2 separate regions of the Homo sapiens genome follow, and region 1 is linked to region 2. A link is a contact called in ENCODE Hi-C or POLR2A ChIA-PET data. All regions are on one chromosome and are shown on one strand. Each heading gives the region's core, a stretch centred on a gene start or an enhancer-like site at or near the end of the contact. The rest is flanking DNA. Distances are from core to core; before and after follow the strand shown. Region 1 holds the start of POR (cytochrome p450 oxidoreductase). Region 2 overlaps GTF2IRD1 (GTF2I repeat domain containing 1).

Evidence for each region. A loop is a pair of places that touch in the nucleus more often than their neighbours do. ChIA-PET counts read pairs that join two places held with the same protein, here RNA polymerase II (POLR2A).
Region 1: a loop to region 2 is called in a map of posterior vena cava, with 17 times the contacts of the local background. The contact joins the promoter of POR here to the enhancer-like site in region 2. A Hi-C loop is called at or near these places in 1 of 168 maps with a recorded cell type or tissue (posterior vena cava). POLR2A ChIA-PET finds 5 or more read pairs at or near these places in 2 of 52 experiments (CD4-positive, alpha-beta T cell and Caco-2).

The regions. Positions count from the first base shown.
Region 1 is chr7:75,912,244-75,918,600 of GRCh38, forward strand. POR (cytochrome p450 oxidoreductase) reads left to right here and starts at 2,912. Exons shown (of 16, transcript NM_001395413.1): 1 at 2,912-2,936. MIR4651 (microRNA 4651) reads left to right here and starts at 2,954; the gene lies at 2,954-3,026. LOC124901680 (a long non-coding RNA gene) reads left to right here and starts at 298. Exons shown (of 2, transcript XR_007060393.1): 1 at 298-496; 2 at 2,053-2,251. RefSeq lists an enhancer at 2,320-2,369 and a silencer at 2,630-3,119.
Region 2 is chr7:74,568,773-74,574,699 of GRCh38, forward strand. The region is part of intron 22 of GTF2IRD1 (GTF2I repeat domain containing 1); the gene reads left to right. Among named protein-coding and RNA genes, the nearest start is that of MIR10525, 24 kb to the right of the region's middle. Within about 2 kb of position 4,135, at least 4 of the 41 ENCODE cell types and tissues checked have a DNase peak (open chromatin) inside an H3K27ac peak, as active enhancers do.

The DNA.
Region 1 (6,357 bases), core at 1,662-4,161, 1.3 Mb after region 2:
CTTCCTTGCCAGTGGGTGTAGCAGAAACGAGAAGTGACATAAACAGTCAGGAAGCCGGCTAGGTGCGGTGGCTCACACCTGTAATCCCAGCACTTTGGGAGGCCAAGGCAGATGGATCACCTGAGGTCAGGAGTTCGAGAGCAGCCTGGCCAATATGGTGAAACCCCATCTCTACTAGAAATACAAAAATTAGCCGGGTGTGGTGGCACAAGTCTGTAATCCCAGCTACTCAGGCAGCTGAGGCAGGAGAATCGCTTGAACTCAGGAGGCAGAGGTTGCAGTGAGCTGAGATGGTGCCCCTGCACTGCAGCCTGGGTGACACAGTGAGACTCCATCCCCCCCAAAAAAGTCAGGAAGCTGCTGAGATCATCCAGGTGAACGGTGAACCCACGTGGCCCCAACTGGAACAGGGACAGCAGAAAAGATGACAAGAGGAGGTTCTGGAGATAGAATCCATAGGACCCAGTTATTGGTTCAATGGGAAAAGGCCAAAGAGGTAAAATGCCTGTTTCCTGATGTTTCCTTAGTGATGCTATATTATTAGCAGACAGAGAAGACTCAGTGTTTTAGGAGTTCTGGTTTCAAAAAAAGCAGGGGGCATGGAGTCAAAGTCCAAATTTGAAGCCTCACTGGGACATCCTGGGGAGATGTCCAACAGGGTGTTGAAAAGATGGCACAGAGTATCAGATATCTGGGTGAATTTCTCCACAGCTCTCTCTCTGGGTGAGTGTGGAGTTCAGTCCCTTCTTTGGACAGGTATTGTGCCCCACCCTGAGGGCTACTGCATTCATCCAACCTGTTGGAGGGACTGGTTCCTGGACATAGGAAACCTGGCACCTGGGCCATGGTAATAATCTCTTTATATAGGATTTTGCTATTTTCACAATATTTTAAAGATGAAGAGTGGATGGGAATGGTGGCTCACATCTGTAATTCCTGCACTTTGGGAGGCCGAGGCAAGGGATCCCTTGAGGCCAGGAGTTCAAGACCAGGTTGGGCAACATAGCGAGACTCTGTCTCTACAAAAAATTTAAAAATTAGGCTAGGTGCAGTGCTCACACCTGTAATCTCAGCACTTTGGGAGGCCAAGGTGGGAGGACTGCTTGAGGTCTGGAGTTTGAGACCAGCCTGGGAAACATGGCAAAACACCATCTCTACAAAAAAATTTCAATCAACTTTCTTTAAAATGAAAAATAAAAATACAAAAATTAGCCAGTTGTGGTGGCGCATGCCTGTAATTCCAGCTACTAGGGAGGCTGAGGCAGGAGGATCACCTGAGCCCAGGAGGTCGAGGCTGCATCCCAGCCTCAGCGACAAAGGGAGACCCTGTTTCAAAAAATAAGTAACATATATGTTATTATATAATATATATTATTTATATAATATATAAATATAACAAATATAACATTTATATAATATATAAATGTTATATTTATGTATTATTTTATAAATTAACTTTTTTTTTTTTGTGAGACGGAGTGTCACTCTGTCGGCCACACTGGAGTGCAGTGGTGTGAACTGGGCTCACTGCAACCTCTGCCTCCGGGGTTCAAGTGGGTCTCCTGCCTCAGTCTCCCCAGTAGGTGGGATTACAGGCACCCGCCACCATGCCCAGCTAATTTTTGTATTTTTAGTAGAGACGGGGTTTTGCCATGTTGGTCAGGCTGGTCTCGAACTCCTGACCTCAGGTGATCCGCCCACCTCAGCCTACCAAAGTTCTGGGATTACAGGCGTGAGCCACCGTGCCTGGGCTATTTTTAAAAGATGGAGAAGGGGCTCTGAGAGAAGTGAGTTGCACAGTGTTGCAAAAGGAATTCACAGCACAGCTAGTAATAATAGTAGTAGTAGTAATAATAACAATGGCGATGAGAACACTTAGTAATGCCGTGCTCTAAATCCTTTAGGAACAAAGGTTATACCACTTAATCTTCATGACCCTGTAAAGTAGAAACCATAGCAGGAGGCAGAGGTGGGCTTCACTCCCCAACCAAGGCTGCCAGACTTTTCAAACCCCAGAAGCTCTCTGTATCCCCCCACTCCTCTTCCATCCAGGGCTTGCCTCCTGCTTGGTCACTTCCCACCCCCAACAGGCCGGCCTTCAAAAGCGAGCTCTAGGCAGCGTGTGGGACCTCACGCCTGTAATCGCAGCGCTTTGAGAGGCCGAGGAGGGAGGATCACTTGAGACCAGTTCGAGACCAACCTGGGCATCATAGCGAGACCGCATCTCTGCAAATAAAATAAAATAAAATTAGCTAGGTGTGGTGGCGCGCCTGTAGTCCCAGCTACTGGGAGGCTGAAGTGGGAGAATCGCCTGAGCACAGGAGTTGAAGGCTGCAGTGAGCTGTGACTGCACCACTGCAATCCAGCCTGGGCGACAGAACGAGACCCTGTCTCTAAAAACAAACGCGCGCCCTCCGCCGTCAGGCTGGATGGAGGGAACCCAGGGAGACGACTTGGGCCTGAAGCCTCGCCAATTTCAGGTGAGGAAACAGGGCCGTGGAGGAGACAATGTGGCGATCACAAGCAAGCGGCGGCCCGAAGGAGGAGGCTAGACCGGCGGGCGCACAGCCACAGTTCTGCAGTGATCCCCGGGAAGGTGGGCAGCCGGCCCGGTGACCTGCAGGGTCCGAGCTGTAGAAGCCGCAGCCGCCGTCTCCAGGCGACTCCGCCACCCCCGGAACCACGCACTTTCATTTCTCTGCCGGGCGACCCAGCCGAGCCGCGAGGGGGCGTGGCCGGGCCGGGCCGTACCAAGAGCGCAAATTTGCAGGGGGAAGCGCGGGGCTCCGGGAATGCACGCGCGGCTCGAGTGGGCGGGGCGGCGGCCCAATGGCCACGCCCCCACCCCCGCGGCCGGCGAAGGCGGTGGTAGCGCCTCAGTGGTGTGGGCCTGAGCCCTGCCCAGGTGCCCGCAGAGAGCAGCCGGGCTGCCAGCGGTGAGTGCTATCTTTCGCGGCGACGGCGGGGTGGGTGAGGTCGGGCCCCAAGACTCGGGGTTTGCCGGGCGCCTCAGTTCACCGCGGCCGCCTGGCTCTCTGCGTCGGGGTGGGCCCTCGGGCCTGGGCACTGCGCGTCTGGCCCGACGCTCGGGCGGAAGGCATGGCTCCCACCCCGGCCCTCCTCCGCGTCGCCCTTCCCCTAGAGCTGATCTCCCGCGGCGGCCTGAGGGTCGACTTTTCCACAGCTTGGGCCGAGAGAGCCCGGCAGGCCCTCGGCTGAGGGTTAGGGCTCGGTATCTCAGGGCTCGGGGTCCAGTCCCCGCGCCGCCGCCCCCCACGGGCTAAGCCACTTTAACTCTCCGAGCCTCAGTTTCCCCATCTGTACGATGAATGGGCCTCGGGAGGCAGCGAATTCTGGGGGTACCTAACGTGAGAGGCGCTCGATGCATGCTCATGGGACCCGAATCTAACCCTGCAGCATCAGGTGGGCTGAGTCGATGGATCACGGGAGCCCCCCAGCCCGGCCTGCATCCCTGAGGGCAGTGCCCCTCGCAGTCAGGTGTCTCGGCGGCCCCCACAACACAGGTACCCGGATCTCCTGGGGGAGCCGGGACACCCTTAGATCGGGGGAGCAATTGGGTAAGAGTTCAAGGTCTCTTGGGCGCCAGGGGGAGGAGAGTAGAGGTTTCAGTGAGCTTGATTGACTTCGACTTTCTGCGTATTGTTTTTCAAAACGAGTTACCCTTGTGTAAACTGGTGACCACTAATAAGGAGTTTGGGGCTGTTTCAATGAAAGTGGCTGTCTCCTCTCTTAAACCCTTAAAGCTGCAGCCTTGCCTTGCCTTGCCTCTGAGCTTGGCCAAGCTGGAGAATGATGCCAGCACAAAAGGAGACAGGACTGGACTGGGTGGCCCTGGTTTGATTCTTGGCAAGCAAGATACCTCCTGGAGCCTCCGTTTTCTGATCAGTGGGTCTGGTAGTAAGACAGCCACCCTGCTCTCCCCACAGGGTTGAGATTCTGAGGATCAAGACAGGGTCCCAGAGAGTGGCATCGAGAACTTTAATCCTCCTTGTAAGCAGAACGTTTATGGAACCCTCTGGGGGATCCAGTATCCCCACCGTTGTTCACTGCTGTAATTCCTTGGGTCTTGCTTTATGGAGAAGGCATTGATTCATTAACCATTTGCAAGTTCTACCTACGGAAATCCCTTTTGAGTGGTTATGGGGTTGGCTTGGTCAGGAGAACAGCTCCAAAGGCCCAGTTAGTAAACCAGGGAACCCAGAAAGGTCCACTTCCTTTTTTTTGGGAGGAGGGCTGTTTTAGGAGTTCTTATTTTCCTTTTAAGAGAGTGGTTTTTGAGCTACTTATGACCTTCATGCCATCTAATGTTGGAAACTTTCGCTGAGCAGATAGCTTATTATAAAAAGTATTTGTACAACATCCGCATTTCAGAGAATGGGATGCTAGCTGCCAGTTGCGTGGTGGTGTGGAAACTTAGGAGTGATCTTAATTTTCCAAAATTCTTCAGGTCTAGCACTTGAAGAAATAATAGGTAGATTTGAAATGAAACAACCCAGGGATATTCCTGAAAACAGCAGCATTGACCGCAGCCAATGTAAATCAGGTGTGGATCGTCCTGGGTAGTAGGAGTTTATAAATGCCACAGAGGATGTTTGCTGCCAGACATACCTGAATTTTAGGACCTGCTGTTGGTTAACTCTGGGTTGATCCACCCTTAACCCCTTGAAAATCAGAATCTGTGTTAGGTAAGTCTGTGTATGATTAGGAGACAGGCCAATTGAAATCAAAACTGCTTGGCAAATCCAGAACATTTACTCGTGAAGTCCATGGAACATTTCAAGTTAAAAATAATTTAGCTTTTAAGTAACTTTTTTTTTTTTGTGAGACAGGTCTCACTCTGTCGTGCAGGCTGGAGTGCAGTGGCGCAATCATAGCTCACTGCAGCCTCAACCTCCAGGATTCAAGCAATCCTCCCTCCTCAGCCTCCCAAGTAGTTGGGAGTACAGGCACGCACCACCACACCCAGCTAATTTTTTAAATGTTTTTTAGAGATTTGGTTTGCCATGTTGCCCAGGCTGGTCTCGAATTCTGGGGTTCAAGTGGTCCTCCTGCTTTGACCTCCTAAAGTGCTGAGATTACAGGTGTGAGCCACCGTTCCTGGCTTTCTTATTTCTTCTTCTTTTTTTTTTTTTTTTTTCTGATGGAAGCTCTTGAAGTTATAGGACCTTTCATGGTTCCAGAGAGGCTGGCCGCCCCTACAAGAGCTTCGATGTCCTTGTGCTTTAGGGAGGAGCCAGAGAAACAGAGGTCAAGCTCTGGCACTAGCACCGTGTGTGGCCTCAATTGAGCATGTTGGGATTTAACTTTCTGTTATATGTCAGACTCACTTAAAAATTAAAGTTAGAAAAAGGTGAAATGGAGAAATGACAATTTTCTTTTCTTTTCTTTTCTTTTTTTGAGATGGAGTCTCGCTCTGTCGCCCAGGCTGGAGCGCAGTGGGCTCAGTGCAGCCTCCACCTCCCCCAGGTTCAAGCAATTTTCCTTGCTTGAATTCTGCCTCAGCCTCCTGAGTAGCTGGAATTTCGAGTACCCACCACCTGGCCAAAGATTCTGTGCTCATTAGCACACAGCCTCCCAGGTGGCTACAGCCTTAAAAGACTTTCAAATGCCAATTCTAGGCTGGGAACAGTGGCTCACGCCTGTAATTCCGGCACTTTGGGAGACCAAGGTGGGTGAATTGCTTGAGTCCAGGAGTTTGAGACCAGCCTGGGCAACACGGCGAATCCCTGTCTCTATAAAAAAAATACAAATACAAAAATTGACTGGGCATGGTGGCTCACGCCTGTAATCCCAGCACTTTGGGAGGCCGAGGCAGGCAGATCACTTGAGGTCAGGAGTTCGAGACCAGCCTGGCCAACGTGGTGAAACCCCGTCTCTACTAAAAATACAAAAATTAGCCGGTGTGGTGGTGTGCACCTGTAATCCCAACTACTCAGGAGGCTGAGGCAGAAGAATCACTTGAACCTGGGAAGCGGAGGTTGCAGTGAGCCGAGATCGTGCTGCTGCACTCCAGCCTGGGTGACAGAGTGAGACTCTGTCTCAGAAAAAAAAACCCAAAAAACAACAACTTGTTTTGCTGTGCAGTTTTGTCATCTGGCATTGGGCAGAAATTTGGACCCGCCGGGCAGGTGGGAGAAGCATCTGAGTCAGAGGTCACTTACCTGCTTGCATAGGCCGCTGACCTATACCAAGCCTTAGTTTCTTCATCACTAAAGTCAGAGAAAGAACCCACTCCACCTGCCTCTGGGACAGCTCAGAACATGTTAACCCTTTCAGCAGTGGGTCCTTCTTCATCTTCTTGGCGCTGTTTGGATCCCTGTAGCGTGACACATAAAA
Region 2 (5,927 bases), core at 2,885-5,384:
TCAGTGGACTAAATGTCCCCATGGGGATGAAGGACAGTTGGGGTCAGGTTTCTAGAGGGAGGGCTGGAAGGAGGGAAGGAGATGGCCAGAGAAGGATGTGGGACACAGAGGTGCCGCCATGGATCACCAAGAGGTTCAGGACTGGCCAGAGGGAGGAGAAGAGGTCAAGGTACGTGTGGGGCACTTGGATGACGCATCTGTGCCTGCACACAGCTGAAATCCCCAGGAAATAAGACGGGAGCAGGGTGGGTTTCTGCAGCCGAGGTGAGACCAAAATGCCAGCTCACTGCCACCCTCAGTAAAGACTAACTTGCCCTTTCCCCCAACTCCCCTCCCAGAAGTAGCTCACTCTCCTCTGCCTGCCACACATCGGGGGGTCAGGGAAAGCTCCCCCTCCCTGAGGAGCTGGTGTTCCCTAGGCCAGGGGCCAGTCCCTGCAGAGATTAGGAGCTGGGAAATCCCCTCCTCCCATCCCGCACGTCCACGCGTGCCAGACCCTGTGCTGTGGGCTTTTCACACACAGCCTCTTAGACGCTTAGCCTGTGAGGTGGGTGCTGTTGTCCTTCCTTCCCATTTTGTAACTGAGCAAACAGCCTGAAACAGACAAAAATCAGGTAGTTAGCATGAGGCCAAAGCCACTCCCTGGTCTATGCTGTTCTGCGGCCTGAGCCTGGGGTGGCCAGGTGGGGTTGTGCAGTGAGGGGGGGATGGAGAATAGCCCCCAAAAATGCTGCCGGAATGGTAAAGGGCCTAGCCTGCAAAGCTAGTAACTTGAGCTTTATTTTGTGGCACTGGCGGTTTTTCCAGTCATTGTAATGATACGATCAGATTTGCGCTGTCTTCAGGTTACCATGGTAACCATATTTCCACCCACCAAGGGTGGATTAGAGAAGGCAAAACTAGGGCAGAGAAGCCAGGGAGTGTTGAGAAGGTCTGAACCCAGGCAGTGGGCAGCTGGGCCCCACGATGGATGGGGTTAGGATCTAGAGGCAGCAGCAGGGTGTGAAGAGGGCGGAAGGTTCCGGAAGGGTGATGGTGGTGCTCGTCTCTAAGGCTGGGTCTGTGGGCTTGTGAGACACATCCAGGGGCCCATAGTGAAACCTGAGTGGTATTTAGTGCAGGCAGGGTGGCAGGCAGGCTGGGGGCCTCTCAGAAGCGTGGAGCTGGCAGAGAGAGACCTGCCCGGGGCATCGGAGGAAAGGGCGACTGTGCAGGAACAGAGTAGACGAGGTGGGGGAACCTTTGGGTAAGAAGAGCTGAGTCAGGAGCATTGAGGCAGCGGTTTTCAAACCTCAGAAGCAACAGCAGGGCCGGGCGCGGTGGCTCAGCCTGTAATCCCAGGACTTTGGGAGGCTGAGGCGGGTAGATCACCTGAGGTCGGGAGTTCGAAACCAGCCTGGCCAACATGGTGAGACCCTGTCTCCACCAAAAAATACAAAAATTAGCCAGGCATGGTGGCGGACGCCTGTAATCCCAGCTACTCGGGAGCTTGAGGCAGGAGAATCGCTTGAACCTGAGACGCAGAGGTTGCAATGAGCTGAGATCACACCACTGCACTCCAGCCTGGGTGACAGAGCAAGACTCTGTCTCAAAAAAAAAAAAAAAGCCAGACACAGTGGCTCATTGCCTGTAATCCCAGCACTTCGGGAGGCCAAGGCAGGAGGATTGCTTGAAGCCAGGAGACCAGCCTGGGCAACATAGTGAGACCCTGTCTCTACAAAAAATGAAAACATTGAGCCAGTGTTGTGGCACACATCTGTAGTCTCAGGTACTCGGGAGGCTGAGGAGGGAGGATCGCTTGAGCCCAGGAAGTCAAAGCTGCAGTAAGCTGTGATCACACCACTGCACTCTAGCCTGCGAGACAGAATGAGACCTTGTCTTTCAAAAAAAAATTCTAGAATTGTTCTTGAATAGCAGTGGTTAACGTTTTTTAAAAGCTTTGGAAGGTAGTGAACTCCCCGTCACTGGAGGCATTTAAGCAGAGGTTGAGCTGCCACTCACTAGAGAGGCCGCTTCCTATAGGGCTTGCTGCAGGAGAGGAGAAAGGGACAAGAGAGCCCTGCCGGTTTTGGAGGGGCTGTGGGGAGGACTAAAACCAAGGAGGGGCCCCTCTACCCACCAAATCCACTTCTCTTTGCTGCCCCGCCACCAGCTCCCCACAGCTCCTCCCTGCGTATGGGCCCAGCCACCCTTCTCCAGTTCCCTTTTGGGCAAACACGAGGGCTCTCCCCGGACCCAGGCCAGCTTCCGCTCCTTTTAGTTCTCCTCTCACCCTGGGGGTACAGCAGTCCCTGCCAGCTTGAGGGGACTGTGGGAAGGCAGCGCCCCACCTCTCCTTCCCCAGAGCAGGGGCTCCAGACCCCAGGGATGTGGCAGAGCTGCCAACTTCCTGTGTGACTCCAGCAAGTCAGGCTTGCCTACCTGGGCCTCAGTTTCCCTACTTGTAAAATGAGAAGAATTGCCCACGCCACGTCTGCCTCCCCTGGGGCCACCCTGGAGTGCATGACCAGGTGAGAAGGAGGGATGGGCTGTCATGAGTGGGAGGTGGTGAGGCAGAGAGACTGGCCAGGATGGAGCGGGGACAGCCTGGGAGGCCTGGCTTTGCAGCATGGACAGGGCCCTTCAGGCCTGGCCCTGGTAAGCTCTTCTGCTGACGTCCCCATAGCGGAGGAACCCGTACAGCCCCACTGGTCGGGGCCAAGCTCTTGGTGGGCTCCAGTTTTATCTAGGACATCCCCACATCGTCTCCTCTGTAAACGTTCCACTTTCATCTCAGTTTAAGGAACTATGTCAAATTACATGCTGCTAGCTGGGCACAGTGGCTCACGCCTGTAATCCCAGCACTTTGGGAGGCCAAGGCAGGAGGGTCACTTGCATCCAGGAGTTCGAAACCAGCCTGGGAAACATAAAGAGATCCTGTCTCGACAAAAAATAAAAAATTAGCCAGGCATGGTGGCGTGTGCCTATAGTCCCAGCTACTCAGGAGGCTGAGGTGGGAGGATCCCTTGACCCTGGGAGTTGGAGGCTGTAGTGGGCTATGATTTTGTCATTGTACTCCAGCCTGGGCAACAGAGTGAGACCTTGTCTCAAAAAAAAAAAATTACATGCCACCGAGGAAGATCATTCCACTTACACTCACCTCTCACCCCCACCAGAATTGTTTGAGGCCCATTTTGAGAAGCTCAGCTGTGGGTGAAATGCCTGCCAGGCACAGGGCTGTGATCCCTTTTCAGGGGGTACAAGTGGAGAAAAGCCAGAAGCCTCAAATACAGTAGCACCACTTGTCATTGTCCTCTTTGATCTCCTGCTAAGCCTCTCTCTTCTGTGGGGTCTCCTGTCACCCAGTGGGTGCTATGGTGGGATGGGCTTCCTGGAGAGGATGACCTGAGCCAGGCCTGGATGCTAGTGTAGGACTGACCTCTGCAGAGGGTACTGGGGTGGACATGGGGAGGGACTGAAGAGCGGCAGGCACAGGAACAGGTCCCTTTTTGCCTTCTCAGGAAGAAGTACCATCACTTCTGAGCTGTGTGATCTTGGATAAGTTAACCTACTATCTCTGATCTTGGATAAGTTAACTTGCTATCTCTGATCTTGGATAAGTTAACTTGCTACCTGTGATCTTGGATAAGTTAACTTACCATCTCTGATCTAGATAAGTCAACTTACTATCTCTGATCTTGGATAAGTTAACTTGCTTGTCTCTGATTTTAGATAAGTTAACTTACTGTCTTTGATCTTGGATGAGTTAACTGTCTTTGGGTCTCCATTTCTTTGACGTGATACAGAACAAGGACATCCTCCATGATCCTCCCTTCTGCTGCCCAAGACTTGAGAGTCATTTCCTTGTCGCCAATCACACACAGGCACACACCCTCTGGCCCCTGCCTCCCTCTCTCAGCCTTCCCCACCCCCTCTCTACCCTTCCAACTCTGTCTTGAGCTCTTGAAAGCTCAAAATAAAGCCACCCTTTCTCAAGTTTCTAAAGATATCACAATTCCAGCGCCAGCCACATGTTTCTCCACTGAATTATCTCTGCTTGTCTTTGTTAATTAGGGTTCAGTAATGATCTCCCTTCTGCCTTCCCAGGGAGAGCTGGCATCTGCGGGGCGGGGCTTGGAGGCCTTTGTGGGCAGACGAGACGCCCTACTGCCGGGCCCAGAGTTGGCCCGACGCCTCCTTTCTTCTGAAGTGGCAGAGTGGGCCATGAAATGATGGCATGTTGGGGAGACCCTGCCCTTTTCTGGCTGGTGGGGACTTAGCTGGGGTCATTGCAACACCATTCTGCCCCCCAACCTTCCACACGTCGGGGAAGGGAACTCCAAGGTTTTTAGCCTTTATTAGATGGGCTTCCAGGCTGGGTGCGGTTGCTTACACTTGTCATCCCAGCACTGTGGGAAGTTGAGGCAGGCGGATTGCTTGAGCAATCCTGGAGTTCGAGACCAGCCTGGGCAACATGGCAAAATCCCATCTTGACAAAAAATGAGCCAGGCATGAGGGCACATGCCTGTAGTCCCAGCTACTCAGGAGGTTAAGGCAAGAGGCTCACTTGAGCCCAGGAGGTTGAGGCTGTGGTGAGCCGTGATCGTGCCACTGCCCACCAGCCTGGGCAACAGAGCAAGACCTTCTCTCAAAAAAAAAAAAAACGATTAAAATTTAAAATAGACAGGGGCTTTCCGGACCCGAAAGGGAGCAGGGTTGGGGGCGCCTTTAGAGTCTTTTGCAACATCCCAGAAAGCCTCCCAGAAACCCTTTCCCCAGCGAAGACCACCCAAGCTGACAAGAGCAACCAGCACCTTTATTTGGGCTGGAATGAGATCAGCACCGAGGGGTCGCCAGGCACCTTGTGCAGAACAGAAGCTGATGCGTGTGTCTGAGCCATAGAAGTAGAGCAGGGGCAGGGTGGTAACCATGGCTCAGCACATGTGGTTTACTGGGTGTACCCGATCCTTCCAGCCTTGTGGGGAGGGGTGTGGGGACAAAAGAGGAGGGAGGTGGAGGTTGGGGGCCATGCAGGCCTAGCCCTCTAAGAACCTTCGTGTCATGGAGAGGGCTCAGCACCACCCACAGCAGACTTCGTGTGGCCCCAACAGAGGCCTTGGGGGCGCAGGTGCAGTCACTCATTTGTGCACAGGCCCAGGTGTCTCACTGGGGCCAGCACTGTGCCAGATACTGGTCTTTTATTATTATTTCATTATTCTTTTTGTTTGTTTCTGTTTTGTTTTGTCTTTGAGACAGAGTTGCGCTCTTATTGCCCAGGCTGGAGTGCAGCAGTGCAATCTCAGCTCACTGCAACCTCCGCCTCCCGGGTTCAAGCAATTCTCCTGCCTTAGCCTCCTGAGCATCTGGGATTACAGGCATGCACCACCACACCAAGCTAATTTTTTTTTTTTTTTTTTTTTTTGTATTTTTAGTAGAGACTGGATTTCACCATGTTGGCCAGGCTGGTCTCGAACTCCTGACCTCAGGTGATCCACCTGCCTCGACCTCCCAAAGTGCCGGGATTACTGGTGTGAGCCACTGAGCCCGGCCTCATTATTCTTATTTAATATTTTTGTAGGACAGCATCTTGCTTCATTGCCCAGGCTGGTCTAGAACTCCTGGCTTCAAGGGATCTCACCGCCTTGGTTTCCCAAAGTGCTGGGATTACAGGCGTGAGCCACTACACCGGGCCTAGATACTGGAATTTTTTTTTTTTTTTTTTTTTAAGGCAGGGTCTCTCTCTGTCACTCAGGCTGGAGTGCAGTAGCACGATCACGGCTCACTGCATCCTCGACCTCCCTAAGCTCAAGTGATCCTCCTGCCTCAGCCTCCCAAGTAGCTGGGACTGGAGGCGTGCACCACCGTGCCAGGCTAATTTTTGTATTTTTTTGTAGAGACGGGGTTTTGCCATGTTTCCCAGGCTGGTCTGGAACTCCTGGGCTCAAGTA